2 separate regions of the Homo sapiens genome follow, and region 1 is linked to region 2. The links are chromatin loops, found by intact Hi-C in ENCODE. Cell type or tissue: CD4-positive, alpha-beta T cell. All regions are shown on one strand. Links, peaks and the distances in the headings refer to the core of each region. The heading gives the core; the rest is flanking DNA.

Region 1 (8,348 bases), core at 336-8,335, 230 kb before region 2:
TAAAGTCAAATATTAAACACCCTAAAAGTTTTCCTTCACTTCCTCAGGCAGATTGTGCCATCCTTTCGCCGTATCTAAGGGACTGTCCCTCTTTTAGTTACAACATCAGTCACATGGCACTGCTTATTTATTCACCTCCTTTGCTATATTTGGATAACTGGTTTCTTATCTCCATACACCATACCTCCCTCCCAATATATTTCTAACACAATGTTTGGCACATGCTTATTGAATAAATGCAGGTATCAAAGCTATAAGGATCTCAGGACACATGTGGATGTTAATAATGGTCACATGTAGTTCAGTTGTACAGATACGGATTCTTGTCCATACTCAAAAATCAAGTGCTGTCCTTTGTATGCGAAGTGTGCTTTCATTCTATCAGGAAGGCATGTACTTTGGATTGTTTTTCTAGCAGTGGTGGGTGACAGATTGACTCATAGCAGTACACAGTCTTGCCCTGCCTCCTTAATTTTTTATTTTAACCATTTGCAAGCTGGTTGTGTGAACGATAGACATTGTTTGCCATCAAAAATTAAGGCAAAGTTAGGTCACCAACATGAAGATCAACCCCTAATACTTTCTTCTTTAGACAGTGGCTTCAGAGAAAAGCACAGTGTAGAAACCAAGCTAGCTCTCTTTTCTTTTTTCTCTTTCTCTTTTGAACACCAAAACCCTGCTTGGATGAGAAATATTTGTCAACTATAACTCATTTACTTATTAGGATCTTACCTAATTAGTCTTGAATACAGGTATGGGTTTTTGGGTTAGATCAGGAATATAGAGTGAAATCAGAGCCAGAAATGTAGTCTCTAACGTCTCTACTGGAAACTGTAAAATCTACACAAGTGTTTGAATTGGATTGACAGAAATCTGTAGGCCAGGCTGTGAACTTCTGCAGCCAGAAAGTCAACTCAAATACTCCCTCCCTGCTATTTCCACCAGAGAGGCACAGCAGCCCAACTGTCACCTTGAATGCGCCTGGGCAAACTCAGAGCCTGACACTGGGCTCTGTCCTCATGACCTCTGCCAACTAATCAGTCAAAATATTTCCTGATCTAGAGAGCATACTCCACCTATTGGGCATATGCCCAGAGCTGCGAGTGCACTCTAATCAGGTGGGAGAACCTATCCAGGTGCCAGGGCAAAAATTAACATCTGACTGACATATGGACTATGAATTTTCTCTTCTCGCATCCTAGAGTCATGCAGAGGCAGTATGTGGGGATGGGAGATTTGATCTGTGCATACATAGCCTAGGGGATTTGGTTTAAATCAAATCATAATTAAAACACTGGTTAGGAAAACAAGGCATAATTATTTTTTTCCCGCACATTTTAACTAACTTGCATATAGTCTTAAATATATGTTGGGCACAATAAGAGTAAGGTATCAGTTTCATTTTTGAAAGGTGCAAATTTCCTATTTAAAACAATCCACTTATTATGTTCTGGGATTAACTTTGCAGCTACATCAGTAAATTAAAGGACATTTCAATGATTACATTTGTTGACTAAAGTTATGTAACACTATTTAAGAAATCACCAAAAAGTAAATCACCTACAGTTCAACAGGCTCTCATCACAGGTATTTGGAGGGGATTTTTTTGTCACACTATCAATAAAACAGTATACAAATGCTTCACTTAAACAAAACACACTTATGAATGTTAGATGTTTCTGGCAATAGTAAATAAATAATCTATTTAAATAGAACTGATATGTTATTTTTCTAATATTCAACTAATTTGTATATAAAATACTTAAAAAATGAAAATAATATTTTTGCTAGGTCAACATGAGCAACTTAATGTACTGAAAGAGTCATCTATCTGAGTATTTATAATCTTCTTGTTTCTTCATAGACTTTAAAGAAGTTTCTTGCCATTTTTACAGCACAATTTTAAAATTTAGAAATAGCTCAACTTAGTTTAGTTTCTCCTGGCTAATCCTTGTGCTGCTTTCATGAATTCATGAGTTAAAAGAATCCTGTAATTTTTTTAAAGCCATATTTTCCTTTTCAGAGTCACTCCAAGGATTTTCTTCATTCGATTTCCATTCCTCCAGAAGACAGCAAAAACCCAGAAACTGTAACAACATTTAAACCTCAAGATTTAGTCCTTTTAGAATATTCCACTCAAAAGGTTTCTATTTGGTATAAATTACCCCTTTCCTTGCACTCATGATCAAATTCTTCCTCTATTCCTCAAGATACAGTATACCTGTTATAACAAAAATAGATTTCTTGAAGTACTACCAATTTAAAAAGACTTTGAAATATATAAACTTGGAGAAAATACAGAGGGATGATTAAGACTGTCATCTTTCATTGCTGCTTTATGTCCCCCATTAGAGAAAAGTGATTTGCTTTTCCAGACTATGTTCCTGAAAATTCTAGGATTCTTTGGAGTATTCTAGGGTCTCCATAGATGTTTGGTTTGAATGTCTATCACAATTTTTGTGCTACTCCAAATAAAGGTTATGTCATCCACTGTTTTATATTTGAACTTTTCATAATTGTTCTGTTGATTAGTAAGTTACGTCTTGGAATTTAGGTTTTGTTTTTGATATTTAAAGCAGCCCAAATATACTCTGAATAAAATTGTGCAAGTAAGTCTATCACCTCAGGATGTATGTCCTGTGCTGAACTAAATTTCAGGTGTTTACTAATAACACAAAGTGAAAGCAGGAAAGAGTAAAATGTGTTTGAACAGTCACTGTATACCACAGAGACAAACATTAGTTATTGGCAATACCAGGATTTTTCAAAACAGAACTGAATAATTTCTTATAAACAAATGTACTGGCTGCCCCAAGGTAAGATATTGCTGCAGAGAGTTTAAATGAGATAAGATCTCTCTTCCCTTCTCCCCACATCTGCCTGCTGATTAAAAAAAACAAAAAACAAAAAAACAATAAACAATTTTATAATAGAACTCCAGTTGGCAATGTAGACTCATGATGTTATGCTTACAATAGCGGAAAATGAAGTTCACCAAATATGGTTTCAATAGACGAAGCAAAATAAATTTAACTCTCAAACTTCAATAAATATTTGTCAGAGAAGGATCCTCAGATGACGGAGATTTTCTTTGTGACATCTTTAAGTAGCTTACAGTGTTTTAAGATTCATTTAAAAATATTTTCCAGAAAACCTTGAAGAATTATGCTGGATAAGAAATCCATATATTGATTCCCTCTAAACACTTTCCAGTTTAGAAATGGAAGCACGTGCCAGATATTGTTAGTGAAACAACTTTCAAACAAATAATTTTTACTATTTCTTTTGCACCAAGACTTTTGCAGGCCTGTATAGCACATTATTAAAAACGGCTGTATTTTGAATCAAACTCTTTTCAATGCTGTGCAATTAAAAATATACAAAAATAAAGTGGACATTAATGGATATAATATTCCAACTGTCATCCATAACTTTGACTTCAAAATACACCTATACTTACTGAGTGAAATTTTAAGAGTGGATCTTCCTTACACAAATACAGACTTAATACCTCTTGGAATACTTGTCTTCTACAGAATTTAGTTTAGGAAATGCTGTAGTTTTAGAATAAAACCACTGAAAGAGTTAAGAATACAGGTCAACCAATAAAGAAAAAGTTTAATGGGTAGGATTAGTAAGAATTTATTGAAGCCTATGGTACCAGTAAGCCATAGAGTATTTAGCTGCTGTACACAGAAAAGGCTCTGGTGATTAAAATTAAAAGTAATTAAATTAAATGTTTCATATCTTTCTGGGAAATACTCACTTTCAGGTTATTCTTATATGATAAATATGCTACATGTTAATTTTTTTCCTTAGGATCAGTGGCCTACAGTTTTAAACATATGTTTGGTTTCCAATCTGTAATAATAGATTTAGTACTCTCAAAAAATTTATTATGAAAATTTTCACTTCCAGTAAAAACACATATAATTTATTTCTACCCAATTTCTACTTGGTATTTACATTTGAAAATTATTCTAATATTTTGTGACATTTAATTTTCCAGGTTGAACACATAAGATGCAGACAAACCTAATGTGCTCATGACATAAATATTTGCAAATATGAAATTCTAGATCAAAATGATCAAAACAATCTGCCATGCCACTTTTGTTTTTAAAAGTTCAATGTGAAGAATTCTTTAAAAATTTTTCATATTTTCGATCCCTATTAGTCCATTATGAACATCCCTAAACTAATGATATGAAAACATCTCTAGTACCCTCTAATAAATTTACATCAAAGTAAATGGGCACAGTAATCTGAGAGTCAGGAGGCTGGATTCTAGGGTTAGTTCTGTCATGCACTTGCAAAGTGTCTTTGGGTACAGCACAAAGCTTCTCAGAGGTCCAGACTAACTGGCTAGCTCAAGTCCTCTCCAGTAAGGACTAGAGATTTGTTTCTACAGATGCACTTAAGGTATTATTCAGGTTAATGACCATGCTTAAATGAGCAATTTTATTGTCTCACTATTCTAGTTCAATAGAAAGTTACCTGATAACATGCAAGTTCAGAGGGTTAACATTTTTCTACTGTGAATATCAGGAGAAACTAAAATAGATTTAGGCATTACAGATGGGATTATGTCATCACACTCGGCAAACACAGTTTCCTTTCTCTGGCTTTCAAAATTACAGACCTGGGTTTATATCAGCAATTTACAGCACTTCCCATTGAGAGCTAGGCTTGAGTAGGTAACCATGGGTACCACCCACTGCTTGTAAATAGTGAAGATCTAGATAAAACATGTCTGACCACCTTCCCTGTGACATAAGAGAACACTAGACTACCCCTCAGAGTTATTTTCTCTGAGAGAAAACACCAAATGCTCTAATCATAACATTTTAAAATGCTCTTTACTTCTAACCCTGAACAAGTAAATTCTAAGAATGTTTTTGTTAAAATCATTACCATTACCATTCAAAAGCATTTGAATTTTTAGGTTGTGAAAAAAATATTCTTCAAACAAATGCCAATGAATTTTCTGATGGGACAATTCATTTAAACCTTTGTTACACCCATTTTTAGACCCTGAGGCCCTTCCTCAATATTGTATTCTTTATATATTCAGGTAGTACATACAAAACATTATCAATAATTTTGGAAAATAATACAGAATAGAAAACAGAAAGACCCGCGATACGCTTGTAGTAATTTAACAGATGATAAATAAAGTAATCCTAATAAATAGGAACTGGATAGATTACTCATTTAATTGATTGGCATATTTTGATATTTAGTTTTTATATTATAGAAACTCTCATTCCATATATTAGATAAAAATGTAGAATTATAGTTGAATAAAAAATAATTAAAAATACAGATGTGTATTTAATCTCAGGTTATACAATTTTTTAAATCTTAAGACAACGGAATATTATAGAGGAAAATACCAGTAGACCTAACTACATAAAATCCTATATATTGAAAACATATCGAATTAGAAAAAAATTAAGATAAATGGAGAACTGGGAAAAATACCTGCAACAAACCTGACAAAAAGTTTTACTGTTCATGACTGATAAATGTCTTAAAAATTTTTTTAATTACAAAAATTTATTCACATAAGTTAGTAGATTCATACAAATAAATCTAATGCCCTACAAAAAATGGCAAAGACATAATTCAATTCAAAGAAATACAAATTATTAGTAAATATATAAAAATGTTCAATATCATTAGTTATCAAATACAAATTAAAACAAAAATATCCTATCACTCACTAGCTGTATGTTAACTTGGGAAGGCTAGTAACAGTCTGTTAGTTTTCTCATCTATAAATTAACAATAGTTTCTATTTGTTAAGGTCGTCATGAGGCCTGTGTGAGTCAGTACAGTGCAGTGCATGATGCATGAGTGCTCAACAAATATTAGCTGCTATAGTTGCTACTTTATTTTTGCCTGGAAAATGACAAAAATAAAACTGATAATATTCAACGCTGATTTGAGTTTATACTCTCATATACCACTTATACAATTATGAAGTCATTCATGTTTTCTAAGAATTATTTTGGTAAGATTATCAGGAAATTTAAAAGGTCCAATCCTTTGATCCAGGAATTTCACTTCTAGTAATCTATCATAAGGAAACAACTAGATAGATGGATAAATATTTACATACAAGAATATCCACTATCACTATTTATAACCTAAATAAAGAACAAAATGGAATGGTTAAGTGAATAAAGGTACAGTTAGATGTATAATGTGTATTATGAAGCTATTACAAATCATGTTTTTAAGGACTACATAATATACTATAAAATGATAAGTAACAATATTAGAATAATCTCAATTTTGCTAAATTATTAATATGTATATACAAAGAAAAAGGGCAGGATGAAAAGGTAGTGATATATTAACAGTAGTTATCTCTAGGATGTAAGTTTTATTCTATTCTTTATTTTTCTATATTTTCGTAATTTTCTAACAGTAGCATTTCTTTCATAATGAGTAAACTGAAGAAACTTTAAAAGTTGAGAAAAATAAGCCCAGTAATTAAAAAATGTATCAACTTTGATATATTCATCAATTTCTGAAAACCTTTTCAATAACTTATGCAAATATGTAAAATCACAAACACTGAAATTGAAGAAACTTTATAAATTAGGTCACCCATTTGTTCTTTAGATTTCTGTTCCACAGAGCTAGTATGCAAAACCTAGCTGGTATGCAAAAAATCGGGTGGTAAGTATGTACACTCAGTTGCTAAGACTTATTTATGATGATCAGTGATTAAAAAAACAATTATATTCTTTAGCCGTTATTAATCCAAAGAGTAAAAATGAATATTTTCAGGAACAATAATTTTTACATGGTATTTAAATTTCAATGGTACAAACTATTAGTCCATAAACAAACCACATTATTATTGAAATTTTTAGTTTTTTTCCGGGCTTATAGAGTAAGGCCAGATAGGCTCGGTGTGTACATATGTGTGCACAGGCACACGCATTTGAGTGTGGTTGAGTGGAATGGTTTCCGCTTACTTTGTATTATTTATGTCTTTTAAAAAATATACCATAGCTACTACTACTTCCACTATTACTAATATAATTTATTAAGAGCTTAGTTCTTACAGTACTTCTTAAATCCTATTATGAAGTATAATCTAATATCCTCACTTTAGGGATGAGGAAACAGCCATAAAGCGGTGAAAAAACCTGTGTAAGGCTACTCAGCTTGTAGGTAGCAGGGCTGGGATCTGGACCCTAGCCATTTAGCTCCAGGATCGAAGTTCTTAATCACCACACAATATAACTTCACATATTATCAACTACTATGAATAAAAATGCAATATAAGATGGCAAGCATCAAAATCACTCAGGACATTCTAGGTTGCAAAAGCACTCTAGAATACTGCAGATCATAGAATCTGAAGTGATTTTTAGAACTAAGAAAAACAAACAAGAAGCAAAAAAGTAAAATTAGTTTCTCTAAAGGTTCTTTAGAGTGTGTATACAGAAAGTGAGGTACGGTGGGCACAGTTGCAAAAGTGTGTATTTCAGGAGAAAGTGTTTGAAGCTAGGGGTTGGAAGGCCTGAATCTTAGCTCTGGTTTAATTTAATTTAATCTAATGAATAGCTTGACTTAGGAAAATTACTTAAGAAGGTAAGATACCTTCTCTTATCTTCTGTGTAGGATTGAGAATAAATGAGAATACAGAAAAGAAACAAGGGCCGGGCGCGGTGGCTCACGCCTGTAATCCCAGCACTTTGGGAGGCCGAGGCGGGCGGATCACGAGGTCAGGAGATCGAGACCACGGTGAAACCCCGTCTCTACTAAAAATACAAAAAATTAGCTGGGCGCAGTGGCGGGCGCCTGTAGTCCCAGCTACTCGGGAGGCTGAGGCAGGAGAATGGCGTGAACCTGGGAGGCGGAGCTTGCAGTGAGCGGAGATCGCGCCACAGCACTCCCGCCTGGGCGACAGAACGAGACTCCGTCTCAAAAAAAAAAAAAAAAAAAAAAGAAAAGAAAAGAAACAAATCACCAATGAAAACCAATATGCCAAAGAGAGTACTGTTGTTAACCACTGAGTGGGGACGGATGGTGTGTGTCTCCACAGCACACATGAATGTGGTGTTCACAGGTGTGTGGCAGGTGACTGATGTTTATGCCATTCTCCCTGTGTACTTCCTACTCCAGGAGCTACTACAATTCAAAGCATTGTTTGTACTCTTCTCCTTCTTCCCCAGCTAACATGGCTTTAAGTATTCCTTTCTTCTATCACTTTAAATAATTCCTAAGGTGAAAAATTCACTTACAATTCTTTATATAATGAATTATATTCCTGAAATTGATCATGTCATTTGGTATAAAATTATTTCAGAAGTCATAAAGTAGAC
Region 2 (8,348 bases), core at 68-8,067:
ATTTTTTCATCTAGTATTTTTAATTCAGTGTTGGGAAAAAACTATTCTAATTGGCTAATTTCTACAAACACTATTCTAAATCTATTTTCAAATATCCTCTGTTAAGCAAGTTTCAAAAAGATTGAAAGCCCATATACCACCATATATAGCACTCATATTGACAAAAGTATTTCAGATTATCTGTAATTAAGATTGCTCATATCAAACTGATATTCTTAGAAATATGTAGCCATTTAAGACTATCACACAAAGACTAGATTATAATGGAGTGAAGCTGGGCAAAGAAATGCTTAAATCAGGCCCTTAGAAACAGAAAGTTAACTGTACTCACTTTAAAACAAGTTAAAAGTGTTTAACCTTCCTCCAACACTGGGCATTAAATCTTACAGGTAATTAATTATGACGTAAAAATGTAATTCTAATTCATAATTGTAACTGTTTTCTAAATCAAAGTATTTTTAAAATTAACATCAATTTATATCAAGTTTCTCTTTTCTAGGCAAGTATTGTCTACCAATAGGCTAGCTAAGTTAGCCCAGTGATAAAGGCCCTTAGCATTAAAACAGTTCAGTCTTTCCTTTCTGAAATCCTTCTTCATTTGGTTGCTGGGACACCATGCTCTACTGGTTTTCTTCTATCTCAACAGCAGCATCTTCTCAGTTTCTTTGGTTGGTTCTCTTTCTGTTCTTGTAACATTAACTTGTTCCTGAGGGCTCAATTCTCAGATCAACTTCTCTTCTATATCTACATATACTTTCTAGGTGACCTCATCTAGTCCCAAATCTTTAAATACCATCTATAAGCCGATTCCCAAACTTCTATGCTAACTTTTCCCCAGAATTCTGGACTCTCTGATCCCACTGCTAACTTGGTATCATAAACAGAACACACCCAAAATTAAGAAGAAAATCTTAATTTTCTTCTCCAAAAGTAGTTCCTCACTATCTCATTGGCACCACCATTCCCAATTCTTAAGCCCAAAGGCCTTAAAATCATCTCCAACATTTTGCTTTTTCTTGTGCACCACATCAGATCTATTAGCAAATCTTGCGAGCTACCTTTAGAATATTTATTTCCACAATGCAATCAATTTTCACATCTCCAACTGCTAATGCCTTAAGCGAAGCTGCTATCATCTCTAGCCTGGGCAGTTCTAGTAGACGTCTATCTGGTTGTCTGCTTTCACCTCTGTCCCACCTGATGTGTTTCCTCCACAAAGCAGCTAGAGGAATCCTTTTATTTTTATTTTTGAGACACAGTCTCATTCTCTTGCCCAGGCTAGAGTGCAGTAGTCCTATCTCAGCTCACTGCAACCTGTGCCTCCCGGGTTCAAGTGATTCTCGTGCCTCAGCCTCCCGAGTAACTAGACTACAGGTGTGCAACACCACGCCCGGCTAATTTTTGTTATTTTTCGGAGAGACGGGTTTTCACCATGTTGGCCAGGCTGGTCTCAAACTCCTGACCTCAAGTGATCCACTCGTCTCAGCCTCCCAAAGTGCTGGGATTACAGGCATGAGCCACCACACCCAGCTCCTAGAGTAATCCTTTTAAATTTAATCATATGCTCTCCTAATCAAAATCCTTTAAGTAAAAAAATATATATACATTTAAATAAAATCACAACTCCTGATCATGCCCTACAAGGTCTGGCTTCTTTGCCCTCATCTATATATACCTTCTACCCTTACCAAATAGCCTTTGTGATGTTCCTCAAACACACCAAATACATTCCTCCCTAAACATCTTTACATTTGCTATTCTCTCACACAGGAAGAGCAATATAGCAGTATCTAGGGCATTCTGGCATAATGGCATTCAGATCTTAGCTCAAATATCACCTTTCAGATTGGCCTTTCTTGGTCATCATATTGAAAATATCAGCTTCTATCATATTCCATCCCCTTATCCTGCTTTATTTTTCTTCCTAGGACTTACCACTATCAGACATAATATCATGTATCTGTTTGTTGTCTACTTCTGCCATTAGAATGTAAGCTTTATGAAGACAGAACCTTCATCTTCTTCACTAGTGTAGCCCTAGTGGCCAGAACAATGCCTTAGGCATGATAGGCACACAATAATGTTAGTTGAATAAATTAGTCCCTTAATAGGGACAACAATAATTAATCACTTAATAGGAACAACAAGTAGATATCAGAATATATGTCTCATGTTTGTGAAACAACTCTCAATAATAAAGTAAAATTAATAAGGCAACAAGGAAAAGAAACTGATGACTCAACCTGCATAGGAACTATAATACATTATTAAAAATTAAATGAAAAATGTGCATATTTGTGTTAACAAAGATAGGTCAAAAGATAATGTTGGCTGGGCACAGTGGCCCACACCTGTAATCCCAACACTTAGGGAGCCCGAGGCTGATGGATCACTTGAGGTCAGGAGTTCGAGACCAGCCTGGCCAACATGGTGAAACCCTGCCTCTACCAAAAATACAAAAGTAGCCAGTAGTGGTGGCACATGCCTGTAGGTTGGAATTTGGGCAAGATAAAAAATCAGAGCTTAGGCCGGGCACGGTGGCTCACGCCTGTAATCCCAGCACTTTGGGAGGCTGAGGCGGGTGGATCAGTTAAGGTCAGGAGTTCGAAACCAGCCTAACCAACATGGTGAAACCCTGTCTCTACTAAAAATGCAAAAAAATTAGCCAGGCGTGCTAGTGCATGCCTGTAGACCCAGCTACTCGGGAGGCTGAGGCAGGAGAATCGCTTGAACCCGGGAGGCGGAGGTTCCAGTGAGCTGAGATCACGCCACTGCACTACAGCCTGGGCAACAGAGCAAGACTCTGTCTCAAGAAAAAAAAAAAAAAAAGCGCTTAGTCCTCCTATGTTAGAACTAATTTCAAATAAAGAAAATCCCAAAGGTCAATCAATACTTTTGGTTTTGCCTACTTAGCTTAAAACACAAGTAGCTTGAAATCCATATAGTCAATTAATTCACATATTATTTACTTCACACCTACTATATAGGAAGGATTCTAGGAAGTGTTTGAAACGAAACAATTGGAGGATGATGCTTAGTCAATGTCTGTTCAATGAAGAAATGACTGAACAATTAAAAAAAAGAAGAAGAAGAAAACTTCCAAGAATGGCATCAAGGCTAAGAAAGGTATCTTATGCCAGTGTTGTGGCTCAGAAAATAACAGACCTCCTCCCAAGAATCTCATCAAATAATCAAGACCAATTAACCACTAGAGAAGAGAGAAAACTTCAGTGAGTAGTCACCATGCTCACATAGACTTTTCATCTATTGTGAGAGCAGCTTCTAGAGATTACCTGAGGGAATTTATGTGCATAATAGGACAACTTTTGTTCACAGTGAAGTTGTGCTTCTCACCTTCCTGCTCCTTGACTCCAGTTCAGAGGAACTTAGTCCCAGGCCATTGTTCTTCAGGCTCATTCATATCCCCTAAAAATCATTTACTCCTACATCCTGCCCTGCACCCATCAACCCTATCCCCAATGAGGAAGAATATGTAGCATCTAAACCTCATTGGGTTATTGGGTAATCATTCTCTTGCAATTCCCCTGTGTTATACCTGTTAAATAAACGTGTATGCCCTTTCCCCTATTAATCTGCCTTTTGTCAGTTCATTTTCAGAGAACCTTCAGAGGGCAAAGGGGAAGCTCTCCCTTGGCCTCTGTACCTACGTGCCTGATAATATGGACAGTCAGTACATGACTTCCGTGGAGAAGGTAGTGTTTGATCTGCAATTTGGAGTGAAACTCTGTTCATCTTAGAAGGAAAAAAGTTAGGTTTGAAAAAAATGGCACAACAAAATTAGTGTGAAACAAAAAATGCATCTTACTGGGCTCATTAGAATGTGTGATTAAGATAGCTCTAACTTCCTATTTCAAATATATATGTTGAACCATAAATATTCTCATAAAATATTAAGTAGACTTTGCTTCATAACCAATTAATTGAGAATGTTGTTTTACAATGAATTGTAACGAAGTTCAAAGCTCTTACCACTTGCCACATGACAGCCAAGATGTCAAGAGGCAAGGAAAGTGACTTCTATTTGGAGAGCCAGCATACCAAGAAGATGGTGAACTAGTGTCCTAAAGAACCATCTTAAGTTAATATGAATTTTAGGCTCCTTTTATGTGGGGGAAAGGGAGATGAGGGAAGGGGCTGATGTGGGCAGCAGTGACGGTCAAAGAAGACTGAAACTTCTTTGTCCTTGGTCAGGTCACAATGCTTCAACAAATCTTTTAACACTACATTGTTACTTCTGTGTAAACCCTCCTTATCTCCTCAGGAGTTAGTTTCAAGGAAGGGACTATTATCATCCTTGCTTTAAACTATAAGCTAAATTCCTCCCATAGTTAGCTTGGCCTATGTACAAAGATAAGCAAAAGCAGCTAACCTAAAAGAGAGCATGAAGGATGGGGAGTTAGGAACAAAAATGGAGTTAGTCATGCTACGCCTCCTTTTCACTGTTACATAATTATAGATAAATAAGGGGAAAAGGACTAAGGGGCAAGACTGAGATTCCAGGGTCACTGTACTCAGGAAAACCCCCACATATTAGGGCAATGGAGCTAACTTGAAGCTACTATGAAGCATTCTGTTGAAGAAACCAGTAAAAGTTCACTTATATATAAATGATAGGCCAATCTACCCAAAAATGGGCAAATTTATATTTTTGAACTATACCTTACAGCAAATAATTCATCTAACGTTCAAATTCAAGGACAATAAAGCCAAACTCATTACCTCTTAGAGTAAATAATATGTTTATAATTTCTCAACATGACCCATCTATGTTCTAGGGGATTTAAAAAAGAAGAAGAAAAAAGAAAATAGCTTGTCACAAAAAAACAGCCAATGGAAGATTCTATGGCCAATAATTATGCTACCAAGCTACACGATGCTTAAAAACATTTTAAGCATGAGCATAAGCTCATTTTGCATATGTAACTTGTTTCTCTCAGTGTCTGAGACTATCAGAAACAAAGAAACCCACATCCTAAGCCACAGAATACAGCCACCTGGTTTTACTCTTATCACAGGATGACAAAAATGCTTTCAGTCTCCTAAGGTCATGCAGATATCCTCAACATTTGTATAGTGTTTTTTAACTAACAAAACTGTTGCATCCTTCCTGAGTTCTAGAGTGGTCAAAAGATACAATGCAAACACTTCTTACGATAACCTTTGCTGTCACATTTAAAGGCATAGGCTCAATGACTAACATAAATTTCAAAATGCTAGCTCCCTTTTCTTTCCCTTTTCTGTTCTGATACTAATATAATAATATATATTTTCTGTTCTAATACTAATATAATTAATATAATTTCAATAAATTTCTGGAATCTTTGTTTATAAAAATGTTAAATCAGTGTCAGCTTTGCAGAATTCATCTGTTAACCCAAAGAAACATAAATAAGTTTATGAGTATAACAAGAAATGAGTTTTTTAAAATGTCCCCATTCTATATTTTTAAAACCCTTGGTTTTCTCTTAATATATATATATATTTTAGAATGATGAAGTTTTTGATTTTTTTATCAGAACACTTTTTACAATAACTTCCAAAGCTAGTGTGAAATATTTGTTGACACATAGACATTTAATGAAGTAATTCCATGATTTAGTACCATAATTTTTATGGTTTTAGTGAAAAAAAAGTGAGACTTGGATAATCTAGTTGAAATCAAGACACATGTGTAAAGAACTTAACAGAAACTACCACCTATACTTGATCTGTTGATTTGATCAGAGAACATTAATAAGTTAAAGGAATGCAACTTCCAATAATTTTCCATGAAAATGCAATCATCTGGCAAAAATATTATTTATTTCTGTTAAAACACTGGTGAAATCTTCCCATCCTTTTTTTAACTTCACAAATGTATTCAACTTCATGGACTATGTTTATATACAACATCGTAGAAAAGAGTTTCAATAATCTCATAATAATTGGAGAGGCTTAACAAGCAACATATGATTAAGAAAAATGGTTATCAATTTTTATATTTTGAAACATTCTTTTTAAAAACAGTATTTAAGAACCAACCTCCAAAAATCAATATATTATTTAACATTTCATTTATAATGTATCATCAGATCATACATTTATAATGTATGACAAGACCAGTCATTCTCAACTTGGCTGCACATTAGACTCACCTACAGATTTGAAAGACGTACCAATGCCAAGAACTCCAACCCCAAGAGATTCTGATTTAATTGGTCTGGGTAGAAACCACATACATATATGTATATATATGATGCCTATGTTTTATATATATAAATATATATATACATATGTATTTCTTTTTGAGATGGAGTCTCACTGTGTCACCCAGGCTGGAGTGCAGTGGCACTATCTCAGCTCACTGCAACCTCCAGCTCCCGGGTTGAAGCTATTCTCCTGCCTCAGCCTCCTGAGCAGCTGGGATTACAGGCGCGCACCACCATGCCCGGCTAATTTTTGTATTTTTAGTAGAGACAGGGTTTCACCATGTTGGTAAGGCTGGTCTCAAACTCCTGACCTCGTGATCCGCCTGCCTCGGCCTCCCAAGTGCTGGGATTACAGGAGTGAGCCACCGCACCCGGCCAGCATTATATTTTTAAAAAGCTTTTTAGGTAATTTTAATGTGTAGCCAAGGATGAGAATCGTTATAGATCATGATCAGCATTCTAAAAACTATATATCTAAACTTATAATTTCTGTAATTATAGTAATTATTAATAATACGTAATTATAACTCCTCAACATGACCCATCCATGCTCTAGGGGATTTAAAAAAGAATCACATTTATAATTTATTTATAAATTATTATAATTTATAATTAATATATTTATATACTAATATATATTATATAATTATTTTATAAATTCAACCCCTAACAGAGTCACTTCTTCCCTGACTCTGATCTACAATCATTTAATTGGTCTGGGTAGAAACCATAGAGATAGATAGATAGATAGATAGATAGATAGATAGATAGATAGATAATGCCTATATTTTATATATATAAATATACATATATATATATATATATATATATTTTTTTTTTTTTTTTTTTGAGATGGAGTCTCACTATGTCACCCAAGCTGGAATGTAGTGGCACTATCTCGGCTCACTGCAACTGAAATAGGGTAATGTTCAACTTGATAAACTGTAGTGTCCAGAAGGAAGCATACCTACGACTGGCAATAAAAGTAAATCTTGGGCCCTAGAAGAAGGAACACTAGTTCACAGCCACGTTCTAAGTTCTGGGTTGACTCCACCAACCTCAAAACATCTGAACTCTACACAGGATAACACTCTTCTAGATCAGACATTTTTGGAATCCTGCTAAGGAAGGGATGACTTGGGGATACCTTTGATTTGGGGTGAGACATACCCAGCCACTTCCTTGTATGGTTATCGCTAGCTGTCAGAGTATAGGAATGGCTTCCAGAAATATTCCTATTGCCCACCCTACTCACTCACCTATTTTATACTATGATGGTGCAGAACCAGAGGTCATATCCTGATATGAACACATTCTATAGCATCTGTTACCAAGAATATGTAGGTAATGGGAAAACAAGACACTCCACTACTACTAGTCACCCTGAGGTAGGTGGTCCTTGCTGGTCAGTGGGGCTATCTCATCAGAAAGTGTGGTTACAAGATCAAAAAAATCAGAGCAAAAGGACTCAAATCCAATGGCAAGGAAGACACATTTCAATTTGACTGAGTGTTCATCACTGCTGCATTCTAAAATCCATAATGTAGTATGTCAGGATGACCTATGCAGTTGTGTTAGAATCCAGTCCCTACATTCCCATTCTCTCCTCCCCACTGAAGGGGATGACCAAGATGTTCAGTTCTCCAGTCACCTTTCTTCGTAGGTTGTCAAGCCTCTGCTCTTCAAGCACAATATCCTATTGAACTGACCAGATTTGATCAAGCTGTACTTAACTTACTGTCAATGCAGCAGACCCATTTTCCAATGATGCAATATGGGATTCAATGACATTGATTCCACCTCTACAGAGGTGAAAGATTGTTACTGGGCACACCTGAACGTAACTGGCTCAAATTACTTATCATGAAGTCACTATTCGAAATTACTTAATTGGCTGCCTAATTAGGCCTCTAGGCTTCAAAATCAATTAGCATGATCAGTTATCTCAGGCACAGATCAAAATAGTCATCCCAGAGAAAGGGTTTACGGAGAGACAGGTTGTCATCCTTGGATCTAGAGCCATCAATAGCCTCACCCAATATCTAAACATCAAGCTTTCTTCAGTCATGGAGGCCAGCAAGAACCATGTAGATTCACCCATAACTCACAATTCATCTACATAGTTTCTGAACAGTCAGA

The links. Hi-C counts contacts between places; a loop is a spot of excess contacts. Peaks named below come from ENCODE experiments on the same cell type or tissue, not always from the same donor. Only the 100,000 strongest peaks of a DNase experiment are listed, where the experiment ranks them.
Region 1: it touches region 2 in a loop (2.4-fold over the local background); 2 of 110 quality-filtered maps call a loop at or near these places.

Annotation. Positions count from the first base shown.
Region 1 is chr6:44,920,934-44,929,281 of GRCh38, forward strand. The region is part of intron 10 of SUPT3H (SPT3 homolog, SAGA and STAGA complex component); the gene reads right to left. Among named protein-coding and RNA genes, the nearest start is that of MIR586, 270 kb to the right of the region's middle. In CD4-positive, alpha-beta T cell, for the core only: no CTCF peak of the experiment used is centred there; DNase peaks (open chromatin) are centred at 1,048, 4,698 and 5,828; H3K4me3 peaks cover 408 bases; H3K27ac peaks cover 2,742 bases.
Region 2 is chr6:45,151,260-45,159,607 of GRCh38, forward strand. The region is part of intron 2 of SUPT3H (SPT3 homolog, SAGA and STAGA complex component); the gene reads right to left. It also overlaps the pseudogene LOC100420052. Among named protein-coding and RNA genes, the nearest start is that of MIR586, 42 kb to the right of the region's middle. In CD4-positive, alpha-beta T cell, for the core only: no CTCF peak of the experiment used is centred there; a DNase peak (open chromatin) is centred at 5,002.